Linked DNA regions of Mus musculus: region 1 is linked to region 2. A link is a contact called in ENCODE POLR2A ChIA-PET data. All regions are on one chromosome and are shown on one strand. The core of a region is the stretch at or near the end of the contact, and the rest is flanking DNA. Distances in the headings are between cores, read along the strand shown.

The links. ChIA-PET counts read pairs that join two places held with the same protein, here RNA polymerase II (POLR2A).
Region 1: POLR2A ChIA-PET joins it to region 2 with 19 read pairs in embryonic stem cell. The contact joins the promoter of Poldip3 here to the promoter of Srebf2 in region 2. POLR2A ChIA-PET finds 5 or more read pairs at or near these places in 4 of 5 experiments (Patski and embryonic stem cell).

The regions. Positions count from the first base shown.
Region 1 is chr15:83,145,537-83,152,030 of GRCm38, forward strand. Poldip3 (polymerase (DNA-directed), delta interacting protein 3) reads right to left here and starts at 3,842. Exons shown (of 9, transcript NM_178627.4): 1 at 3,659-3,842. The coding sequence starts at 3,717. It overlaps Rnu12 (RNA U12, small nuclear), which reads left to right and starts at 4,109; the gene lies at 4,109-4,258.
Region 2 is chr15:82,145,355-82,151,550 of GRCm38, forward strand. It overlaps Srebf2 (sterol regulatory element binding factor 2), which reads left to right and starts at 1,915. Exons shown (of 19, transcript NM_033218.1): 1 at 1,915-2,136. The coding sequence starts at 2,049.

The sequences.
Region 1 (6,494 bases), core at 2,592-5,091, 1.0 Mb after region 2:
CTGTCTCCAAGTGCTGAGACTAATGGCGGGTGCCACCATGCCTGGCCTGATGGTGCTGTTAAGAGGTGACTGAATCATGAAGGATTAACCCCACCGACTGGCTGCTCCACTGATGAGTTCACAGCTAAACGGGCTATTAGGGGCGAGGCCTACAAGTAGGAAGTAGGGCACCTCCTTTGTAAGGCTGTATGCTCTCCTTTCACTTCTCCACTCAGTTACCTCAAACCATGAGCTCAAGTACTGTCATAGCAACGTCACAGCTAACAAGCAGGGCCTCTCCTGCACAAGCAGTTCTCTGAACAAAATGCTAAGAACACCATTGCAAGAACACTATGTGGCAGGAGAACGTGTGTGTGTGTGAGTGTGTGTTGTAATATCCAAAATGAATTCAAGACCACCCAGTACCTTCCCCCTTCAAAAAGGGCTTTCCAAACTATACTAGCAGGCCAAGTACAGAGACAAATAAGGAAGCTGGCTGACTAAACAAATGTAAAAACATAGTTTTAGCACTCAAAATGATTAAGTCTACAGTTGCCAAAATAATATTAGCTGTTCTCAGAGAAATAACCATAACAAGATTAGAAATCACCCTACCACACCCCACACTGAATTCTGAGAAAGACCACAGACCCCCCCTGACCTTGCTAGGATTCCCTGTGATGTTAATAGCTGTGACGTTAATAGCTGATCCATAAGTTCAAAATGTACTATTGCTTTGCTGACCAACTCATAATAACCCACCACGAGGCAAGCAAAGTGAGTCACCAGGCCAGAGGTAGTCGCTATGCAAACCAACCAATGCCTGAAAGGGTTACTTGCTACACCAATTAGAATAAGCCAGTTACCCTGTTGCTCAAATCTGTCCCTTACAAAGGTATAAAAAGTGTGTTCTTTCTTTGTTCTCGGTCTCTCCTCTGGCCTGCGTGCTAGAGTCCCCAACATGTTGGATCAATAAAAATCCTCATGCGGTTTGCAGCGATGGTGGTCTCTGTGGACTTTGTGAATGAGGGTCTTTTGACAAACTCCAACAGTGTGTGGCAGGTTCACAATCTGTTCTCCCTGAAGCTGTCCCCACTGCTTCACATAAGACTGCACATCCCAAGACACACCAAATAGGTTTTATAGACGGCAGGCATCAGGAACTGAGGGGACCATCTAACGGCAGAGCCTAGTAACAGTTAGCAACCTGTAGGCCTGAGCAGGTTCAGCTATGCTGGACAACCCAGAGCCAACTCCACCCCATTTACCTGAGGGAAGATCTGTGAGAATTGAGAAAACAGCAGAGTGGGGTTAATAAAATGAATGAGTCCCATATTTTGTGTCCACCTAGACTAGCAATTCTCAACCCATCGGTAGAAAGAGACTGCTTTGGAATTGAACCACACTTTCACAGGGATCACCTAAGACCAGGAAAACTGACTCGTTACGACCTGTAATAGTATGAAAACTAGTTATGAAGTAGCAAAGAAAATAATTCATGCGGCTGGAGAGATGGCTCAGTGGTTAAGAGGACTGACTCCTTTTCGGGAGGACCTGAGTTCAATTCCCAGCACCCACATGGTGGCTCACAACCATCTGTAATGGAATCCAACACCCTCTTCTGGTGTGTCTGAAGACAGCAACAGTGCACTCACATAAAGTATAAATAAATCTAAAAAAAAGAAAAGAAAAGAATTCATGGAGGGGGTCACAGCCTAAACAGTTCTCAGCCTTCCACCATCACCAGCCACATCCGCCTTGGAATTGCTTTTGGGAATGTCCATGGTCCTCCCTTGTTGCAGACATGAACCAATATAACTGATGTCTGTGCAAGTTTAACATGAAACTAAAATAACCATGAAGAAGTGCAAATAAAATGTCATGGAGTGTCTGAAACACACTGCTGACCTCTGCAAGAAAACACATATTACAGGCCACCCCAAACTCCTCACTAGTGTGACCTCCTCCCCAGCACCCATGTAATTGGTTTTGTCTTTAAAAACAATGTATCCCCAAGCATGGTCACTAAGTGACTGACTCATGGCCTAGCCATCAATAAAAGGTCTCAAAACTTTTTTTGGTTTTGTTTGTTTGTTTTTTTGAGACAGGGTTTCTCTGTGTAGTCCTGGCTATCCTAGAACTCACTCTGTAGACCAGGCTGGCCTCGAACTCAGAAATCCGCCTGTCTCTGCCTCCCAAGTGCTGGGATTAAAGGCGTGCACCACCACTGCCCCGCTCAAAACTTTTAAATGGCTTAATCATTGTGGGTGTCAATCTCTCTTACGACCCAGAAGACATGTGACAATAAGAGCTGGTGAGCTGGGTGGCACTGAGATTGGAGGGAGCTTGTCTCCTTTCAGTGTAGGAGGCAACAGTGTTTACTAGACACAGGCGTAGGGAAGGATTGGCATAGCTGAGCAGATCAGTGTCTGGGAAAACAGTTCCTTAAAAAAATAAAAAGGTTTATTTATTTTATGTATGTGAGTACACTGTTACTGTCTTCAAACATAGCAGAAGAGAGTACATCAGATCTCATTACAGATGGTTGTGAGCCACCATGCTGCTGGGAATTGAACTCAGGACCTCTGGAAGAGCAGTTGGTGTCTTAACTGCTGAGCCATCTCTCCAGCCCCAGGAAAACAGTTCCTGACACCTACAGCAGTGTATCTATATGCCTGCTGACCACGGGCCGACTTAACCACTTTTTCACCTGCACATTTATAAAAGCTAGAAATGGCTATCGATGTTTAAGAGTATGTTGAGTCTGACTGTCTCACTTAAGACATCAGGGCATACATCCATGAATGCCAATGCCACCCTCTTGGAACTGTTTTGTCTGTCTTTGCCTGAGGCCAACTCAGTTGGGGCACTCGGTGGCCTTGGGAAAGTCTTTCTCTCTGGCTCCAGCTTTCCCGTTTGTGAAATGCGGAATAAAATAGTTAAGCAACAGCGGAGCGCCTGGAGCACCAGCTACTCAAGAGACTGAGGCAGGAGGATGGATTTGAGATCAGGAGTTCCTGGATAACATGGAGGACGCCGGCTCTCAAAACGGAAACAAACTGGCCTGTCATCTCAGCCCTTGAGAAACGGGAGGAGGAGGGAGACTCTTGGCGTTTTAAGGCCAGCCTCGGAGACGCAGCGAGTTCGAGGCTCGCTCCGGCTATGTGAAAGCCGGCCTCAAGAGAAAACAAAACGATCAGACAACCATTACAGATATCACAGTGAAAGGAACAAGGCGTCTCGCCTATGAAAGAGCTCTTTGCTTAAAACGGGTCGGGCTAAGCACCGTGGCATAGGAGAACCAGCAGAACTGGCCATAAACAGCTCTGGGCTGGCGGCTCCTCCGCTCAACTTCCGCCCTCTTAACTCCCAGGACCTAAAGGCCGAGCGGAGACGGCGCCACCGTGGTCCCCCCGGACCCGATCCTCCGGGGAGCAAGGCCCTGGCCCGCCCAGCCCTCGGCTCGCCTGCGATCGGGCCTCCCGGGCCTCCCGGGCCCAGCAGCCAGTGGACCGACCAGCAGCTGGGCCCGCGCGGCCGGGCCAATAAGGAGCGCGGCGGACGCAGGGGGCGGGCGCAAGCGGCGTCGCCCCCCGGAGCCGCTCCCTCCTCCGCCCCCGAACCCCAAGAAGCAGCGAGGCCCCTACGAGCCTCGAGGAAAAGGGAAAGGGCCGCTCACCGTCCCTTGGCCGCCGTCCCGCGCTTCCGGATGAGCTCGTCCAGCGAGAGATCGGCCATCTTGCGGCGCGCAGCTAGCGGAGAACGGAGGAGAAGCCGACTGCGGCGAGCCCGCCCCGCGGCCGGAGTCAAGAGCGGCTTCCGGCAACCCGGACGGCCAACTCTCGCGACAGCTCAAACGAAAAGCTCGAGACGGAAGGGGTGGAGCCTCTCTCCCCGTGAGCCTTTGCGGTGCTCGCTTCTAATTTGCATGGAGGAGTCCGGAGCCTTATGGGCTCTCTCTCCCCCCTCCTCCTTTTGCTAATGAGGAATTAGAATTATATCGATCATAAACCATTAAAAAGCATTATCAAGAGGACAAGTCTTTTAGTCATACAGCCGATCGGACACTCACCATACTTGTAATGAGAATATAATTTCTTACCCCTGAGGAACGTAGACACGTTCCTCATGCCTTAAACTTATGAGTAAGGAAAATAACGATTCGGGGTGACGCCCGAGTCCTCACTGCTTATGTGAGAAGAATTTTTGAGCGGGTATAGGTTGCAATCTGAGGCGACCCGCCTACTTTGCGGGATGCCTGGGTGACGCGATCTGCCCGACCCCCTAATTCTACAAGAATAGAAAGCTTAGCAGCTCCTCTGAATGGTTGCTCTCAGGTGCTAGTGGTTGCAAGTCGTATGTTGATGCCTGCCTTTGCCCTACCTGGTGTGTGAGCGTGAGCGCGCCCCACCTCTCCAGCCTCTCTCTTACTGTTTTTCAGACAAGATGGGACTGTTGTTCTCCTACTGCTATGTACCTCAATTTCAATTGATCATGCCTGGACATAACTGCCCATGTTGTAAGGTCGTCTACGTTGTAAGGTCGTGCTCAGTTTCTGATGCCTAGACTAGTCACCTTTCCGTTTGCCTCCTGACTGTGTAAATGAGGCAAATGAAGGTGGTCTCTTAACTGACATGTTAGTGTTTGACCTATGGGATAGTTTCTCATTGTTGAGACAGAATTTCTAGAAGCTGGTCCGCTGAGCGGCTAAGAGCACTTGCTGATATTGCAAAGGATCTACCTGGGTTTGGTTCTCAGCACTCACATGGAAGTTCACATGTAACTCCAGTGCCAGGAGATTCAATGCCTTCTTGACCTCCCAGGCTATTGCATACATATACATACATACATACATACATACATACATACATACATATATGTGTATACAGGCAAAACACTCATAAACATAAAAATAGATAATTTTTTCAAAAATAAAAACATGATGCTCTTGGGTCAGTTTCTCATGTTCCCTTGAAAATGTACATGTTGGGGCTGGTGAGATGGCTCAGTGGGTAAGAGCACCCGACTGCTCTTCCGCAGGTCCAGAGTTCAAATCCCAGCAACCACATGGTGGCTCACAACCATCCGCAACAAGATCTGACTCCCTCTTCTGGAGTGTCTGAAGACAGCTACAGTGTACTTACATATATTAATAAAATAAATCTAAAAAAAAAAAAAAAACTATCTGCCATATGGAACATTTAAAAAAAATGTACATGTTATGAAAGGAAGGCCTTCCTAAGAGACAAGAATCAGTTTCCCACAAGAATATTCACGAGCTTGGCTCAGGAATCCCAGGCTACTAGTTTGAAATGCCCTATGACTGAGGCTTTGGCAAAGTGGGGACTTTGATCAACCTGGACTGCCCCCATTCTCAGGACATAGACTCTACAACTGGAACCCCATCCCTGCTGCCAGGGCCTGAACTACAGGTCCACTACCGGGTCAGCCATTAAAAAACAAAACAAAACAGAGCATCAGGGTTCAATGGAAGGCTTGGCAGGATCCAGGAAAACCCTAAGGTTCAGCATCCGATACTGGAGAAGCATCCTGGTCCTGGTGGTAGAACTGCGAGTGGGTCTAGACTTGATCTCTTTAAGTAGAGAACACCAGCATACAACACACTCGTACCTCTACGTGCACACGAGGAAGAGAATCCCAGGGTGGGTAAAGGTTTAACCTCACTGCTGGGGCCAAGTTGAGCTATGCAGAATATAGGAACAGGCCAGAGGGGTCTTGCCTATAAGGTCCTAACTCCTCTAACAGTGAAGTTGTTAAAATGTTTTCCTTCAGTACATGGGACTATAAGGAAATTATCTGTAATGGCTGGTCCTGGTTGTCAACTTGACTCTATCTGGAATGAACTACAATCCAGAATTGGAGGGCTCACCTGTGATCCAGATCTTGAGGCTGGGAGATACAAGTTTCTGACTTGGATCTTGGCATGGAGATCTTGAGGCATAGTGGCTATGAATCCCAGGAGACTAAGGCAAAGAGATCTCTGAGTTCAAGGTCAGCCTGGGACAAAACAAGTCCCAGATTCAGGCATGGTGGTACACACCGTTAATCTGGGTCACACCTTCTGATGGAGGCCTACATAAGGACATTGGAAGAAGAAAGATTCACTCTTTGCCGGCTTGCATTTGCCAGCACATCTTTTGGAATCTACTAGCCTTGTGTGACTGAGCAACTACTAGATCCTTGGACTTCACAGCTGACCACTGTTGGGGAGTTGGACTACAGACTGTAAGTCGTCATAACAAATCCCCTTACTATGTAGAGACTATCCATAAATTCGGTGACTCTTTTTGGAGTTGGGACTAGGGTGAGGCTTTTTGGGGGGGGGCAGTTCCACTGACCTCCATGACAATGGGGTTCCCTGATCAGGCTATCCATGTTTGTGCAGCAGACACTTCCTAGTCAGCCCCCCCCCCCCCAGCTTTCCCCAGTTTTTAGAAGCAGCTTCTTCCAACCATAGAGCTCTCAGCTCACATTCACCACCTGAACATCTGCTC
Region 2 (6,196 bases), core at 665-3,164:
GAAGAGGGCATCAGATCCTGTTACAGATGGTTGTGAGCCACCATGTGGTTGGTGGGAATTGAACTCAGGACCTCTAGAAGAGCAGTCAGTGCTTAACCAACTGAGCCATCTCTCTAGCACCTCCCCCCACCCACCTTACCATTTCTAATGAGCCTCCTTTTGTCCTTTCCCAGGCCAGTTGCTAAGCACACACATGAAGGTCAGAGAACTTCTGAGAATCAGGTCTCTCCACCTATGTGAGTCCCAGGGGTTGATTTCAGGTCAGCAGGCTTAGCCAAAAGCACCGCACTGAACCATCTTGCTGGCCCCAGGCCAGAGTCGTGATATCCAGCCCCTTGTTAGTCTCATCTTATCTTTACTTTTCCTTGGCTAGTCTGTCTTGTGTGTGTGTGTGTGTGTGTTTTGTTTTGTTTTTGTTGTTTAGTGATTTGATTTTGTTTTGTTTTTTTGAGGCAAGGTTTCACACACACAAAAAAAATTCAGGCCACTCTGGACAGCTTCCCCAACCCCACCTAGAAACCCTGTCTCTTGCTCAGTTCTTTGCTATTTCTTGTCCCCCAGCAGAGGCGCCTCTCCCAGTAAATCTCTCCTGTGAGACTTGTTGTGATGTGACTTTGTGGGTATTCCCAGGCGCCTGATTGCCAGGATCTTTTTCCCTCTCAGAGCTGCAATACCTTCACTGGAGACCCTTTCCCCCTCAGAGCCTGCTGGAACACTTCATCCCAGAAGTTAAGAGCTGTTTGCTTGCCACGGAAATCAAATAAATGTGACAATGACAACTGTGGTCTTGTGCTGTTTTAAAGATGACAAACCAGGCTTATCAGCAAACAGTTGCTTAGCCAGCCCAGGAGCAGGAAGTGGCTTATTGGATATGCAGGTCTCCCCACAGAGCCTTCAGCTCTGACCCCCTAAGAACAACTGCCTCAGACTCACAAGAAGCTCTTCCTATGTATGCCATGAAAACCTTCTTCCTCTCAGTATACACTTAGGTCCTTTCTCAGATGTCCATTCCAGCATTTCTTTTTTTTAACGATGCCCTGATATTCTACTGTTTGGAGGTAATTTATGTACCTGATGCCTTACTGTGTTACTGTTTTCCCGTTAGAGAACTTTGTGATGAATGTCTTTGAATACATGTACTTAATAGCATTCCTCGGAACACTAATCTTTTTGTTTCTTCGGATAAGTTCTTGGAAGCGTGCACCTTTGTGTGCAGTGTGACCGACTACCTGTAAGATGATGCAGTGAGGTGACTGCAGGAGTGGGGCCTCACCTGGAGAGACCATTGAACAAATGACCTTGTCTGAAGGCCTTAGAATGATCGAGGTTTCCCAAAATTGAGGGCCAGTTGTAAAATGTTCACAATACTCAGGTGATCTCAAGACCCTGTTAAGTCTCGGATGGGATAAGTGTGACTTAGGGTCTGGATAGCCTATCCCAGAATGTTAGGGTACTATGATTCTACCCAGAGCTAGGGGGAGGGAAGAGGCAACTGGGGAGATGACGTAATGTGCTCCTAGAGTAAAGGGGGCGGTGGTAGAAGGTAGCGCCGGACAGCGGTGCGTTAACCCTTCTATTTCCGGGCTCTCGACAAAGTTGCTCCTGGAGCTGATCCAACGGAAAAGTAGCGGCTCCTTTAAGCCAGAAGAAGGCTGGGACGAGGACCCGGCGGCTACTCTCCGCTGGCGCTTGGATGCCGTGAGGGGCGGAGTCCCGCTATGCAAATCTGAGCTGCTGATCGATGACGCACCATCACCCCATGAGCCGCTTCGCGCGCCGATTGGCTAATGCAAGCCTGGTCCCATTGACAACAAACTTGGGGGTGCGGAGGCTCGGGGCGGGGCTGCAGTGGGCGCGGCCCGGGGCGGGGGAATTCTGCCCCGCCCCTTCCGTGGAGTCGGGGCGCAGCTCAAACATGGCGGCGGTTGGCACGGGGCGGTGAGGCGGTACCAGGTGGGGGCTGTCGGGTGTCATGGGCGGTGGCGGCGGTACCGCCTCCGCGTCTCCCTGAGCTGGACCTCACGGGGGACTCTGCGCCAAGCTGGGCGATGGATGAGAGCAGCGAGCTGGGCGTTCTGGAGACCATGGAGACCCTCACGGAGCTGGGCGATGAGCTGACTCTCGGGGACATCGACGGTGAGTGGCGGCGGCTGGGTGGGAGTGCGGGGGGCGCGCGGGGAGGAAGGGGTTACGGCGGCGCTCGCGGGTGCGCGTGCGCCCACCCCGCGATCGCCCCGGCGTGCGCGGGAAGGAACCCGCGGGGGCCGGGCTGCCCGGGAGGTTCCCAGTTCTTCTGGCTCCAGAGTCTGAGCCCGGGTCGTGACGCAGGGCTCCCGGTGGCTGAGGAGTCGTGGGCGCCGCGGGGCCCGAAGCGGGGCTGGGGGCGTCGCGAGTGCCGCCAGAGGAGAAAGCGAGGCGGCTGCCTCCCTCGCGCGCCCACACGCGCTCTGGTTTGTCCGGTCTTCGCCGGCGTCCCGCGTCGCACCTGTCACTCCCTGCCTGGCCACTGGAGCGGCTTCGGGATTTCCCGGACTGCGCTCCCGGGCTCGGCTCCCCCACGCCCCCGCTCTTTTCGGGATTGACTGACAGCCGGGTCTGCGGGCGCTCTGGAAAACTTTGGGCAACAGCTGCAAAAAGCAAGTTACTGATGGAGTGGACAGAGACCGCAGAGTGCGGCGGCCTTGGATGGAGACCCGGGCGCTCCTGCTGTCGCACTGCAAAGGGAGTTGAGCAGCAAGAATTTTGAGTTGTGGCCCCTCGGGTACAGACTAGGGAGCTGGTGGCCTTTGTTTCGGCGGCCTTAACAGCGAAGTGGAAGAACTGGTAGGAGCCCAGGGAACCTCTCTTAAAATTCTCTCACTTTTCAGCCACGGGAAGGAAGGTTTGGAGAGGGTCCCAGACTTGCCCGCGGTCATCATGCTGGTTAACAAAGCCCAGTTCTTTCTGTTTCTGAGCCACTATTAGTTTCTTTCCACTCCACCTTTAAGAAAAATAGGCTAGTAATTAAGTCATTCTCAGTAGTCAGGGCTCTTCTGAAGTTCTCAGTCCCAAATACTTTGCGTTAGTTCATTTATTCAATCCCGCTGAATTGGGTATCGCTCAGTTTTGCCGGAGGTGTCGTTTAAGGTCACTTACTTTAGAGAGTCCAGAACTCCTAGGCAGTGACTCAGTTTATGGAATGTTACTACACCTAGAATCTAGAACCTTGCAGGCAGATGTGATGGCCACATCCTCGCTTCGCAGGCGAAGAAGCAGGTAGAAGGTTCTCTCGTGGAGAAAGGAGTGACAACAGTTGTTTAAAGAAGGTGTTGGCCAGGTGCCTGTTTTGCTTTTGTAGCATTTTGTAGCATTTTTCCCTTAGGGTTCGCCCTTACTTCTCATTTTGGTCATCCAGACAGTGTGACAAGCCCGTGTATTGGAAGTTCCACTTTTAACCACAGATTCTTCCACCAAGGATCGCTAAACACTAAGATAGGTTAACGAATGGGAGGGGTTACTCCTTGGAACGTGGGAGTGGCTAAAGTGTTTTGAGCACCCAGGTACAAGATAAAAGTGTTAAGCACTCACACAGGTTCCCAATACTTATCACAGCCCTGTCAGATAAAGATGGATGTCAGACTGGCCATCTCCCCTCACCGTTGTTGGGACTGAAGCCCAGCGCTGTTCATTAGCATACCCAGGGTTCCCTAGTCAGTAAGGATGTCTAAAACTGCCTGCCAGCAGGTACAAGAGAAAATTCATCTTGGTCTTTTTTTTTTTTTTTTTTTTTTTGTACTTACATTTTATAATGATCTTTATTTGTCTGCGTTTTCAGTCTATTAAATCATCTTAGCGGTTAATATTAACCTTATAGATTGCTAAGTCTCACGGAAAATTTTAGGACCACCTGGGGTTTTGTATGTGCCTAGGGCAGCAAGTGCAAGTCAGAGGTGGGAAAGCTTCCTTGAAGGCTAGTTTACCAGAAAGATCACACCAAGGAGATAGCCATTGACCTTAAAAGACAAGAAGAACCAGTTGAACAAAGCTAAGGACACCGGGCTAGTTGGAAGTGTCCCCTGAACCCTCTGTTCTCCTGAGCAGGTTACTGGAGGGGCGGGGGGCGTGGTACGACGGGACAAGGGGACAAACCACCTTTCTTTTTCTTCCCTCTGTTCTTTGCACCGAGAACAGCCCTTGGGACAGTGAGAATGCTCACTGTTTATGGAATGTCTGTATGAGTACCTGGGACAGGATACTAAACGGTATTAGGTATAGTTTCCATGATTGGATCAGGGTGAGCAGCCCATGTGCATCCAAGAGGAGGAAGAGGAGAGGTGATATGAATGCACTTTTGTAACTGGAAGCCTAAAAGTCTCATGGCTGCCTTCAGGAGCTCAAGGAGCTGTGAGTCCAAGACCAACAGGGTCTCTTCTTAGTCGGAGAGCTTTACGTTCTTTAAGTTCTTCTTTCTTTTTTTTTTTTTTTTTTTTAAAGATTTATCTATTTATTATGTTTAAGTACACTGTAGCTGACTTCAGACAATCCAGAAGAGGGAGTCAGATCTTGTTACAGATGGTTGTGAGCCACCATGTGGTTGCTGGGATTTGAACTCCAGACCTTCGGAAGAGCAGTCGGGTACTCTTACCCACTGAGCCATCTCACCAGCCCTAAGTTCTTATTTCTTTGGGGTAAAATAAATGGTCACTGACCTGGAAATATAGTTCCATGGCAGGGTGCTTGCCTGGAATTCATAAATTTATGAGTTTGATACCTACTACCACAAAGACAATGCAATTGAGCACAGTGGAGCATAAGCCATCTCAGCTTTCAGAAGCTGAGGCAGAGGGGTCACCTCATGTTCTAAGACCAGCCCAAACAACTTAGTGAGACCCTCATCTCAAACTAAAAAAGAATGCTGGAGGGGGGAGGGGCAGCTCAACAGTAGAACTCTTGCTTAACATATGTTGAGGTCCTAGGTTCAATTCCCAATACTGCCCAAAAAAAAAAAAAATAGAATAAATAAACAATTTCAGCAGGACACTATATAAATAAGAAAGGACTTTCTTATAATGGGGACTGAGATAACCTAGATAAATTAGGTGATGGAATGAAGCCCTTTGGAAGAATATCAATGTCATTCTCTCTGAAGCAATGCCAGAGTCTGGAGTTTTATTTATTTTTTTAACTGTTGGCTTCATTATCTTTTTTTGGTTTGTGTGTGTGTGCCTCTGATTGTGGGCATAGGTGTGCGTTGGTGTCTGTTTTGCCCTTACAGTATGACTTCAGGCGTCAGGTTTTGGCTTTCATCTTCTTTGCAGCAGTGTCTCTCCTGTTGTTTGACACAGCATCTTCTCTCGGGCTCTTGGGCCTCTGACCTTCCAAGGATTCCCCTGTCTGCCTTCCATCCTGGCCAACAAGGGGCACTGGGCTTACAGACCTGCCTTCCACGCTCAGCCTCCTGTGGGCTCTGGGGATTAGAACTCGGGGACTCACACTTGTGCAACAGGTAGTTTATCCACTGAGCCTTCTCCCCAGACCTTAACTTTTTTTTTACATTTATTCAGTTTATGGATATGCGTTTGCCTGTGTGTCAAATGAAGGCGTCAAATGGCAACTTTTAGAGTTAGTTCTCTCCTTCTACCATGTGGGTTCTGGGGATCAGAGTCAAATCACCAAGCTTAGCAGCCAGCATGCCTCTTTACCCACTGAGCCATCTTATTGGCCCACCAGTCCTCTTAAAAGTTTTATTTCTTGAGAATTCCATATGTGTATACCATTTGTTTTGATCATATCCACCCGCTCACCTCTTTCAAGACCTCCCCTCACATTTCCCTTCTGGCTTACCTGTACTCTTTCCTTTCTAAAAATAATAATAATAATAATAATAATAATAATAATAATAATAACAACAACTCACTAGGCCAATTAGTGCTTCCCGTGTGCACATAGTAGGACCTGCTGTGTCCATTGTCGATCAGGTGGGGCTGAATCACACGAAGGCCTTTCAGGTCCCAAGGTTAAAGGCATGTGTCACAAATTCCGTCTTGTTCCTCTTTCCTTTTTAGCAATAGAGAAGCAAACACCTAAAACCAAACCTTCTGAAAGAGCCACTTGTTCTGGCCCATTTTGTATCTCTCCTCAGTCTTCACCTTGGCCTCCCACCTGGCTTGTATTTCAGAGTAGGGTCTCTGAAGATAACCTTGTTGACAGCAGCCAT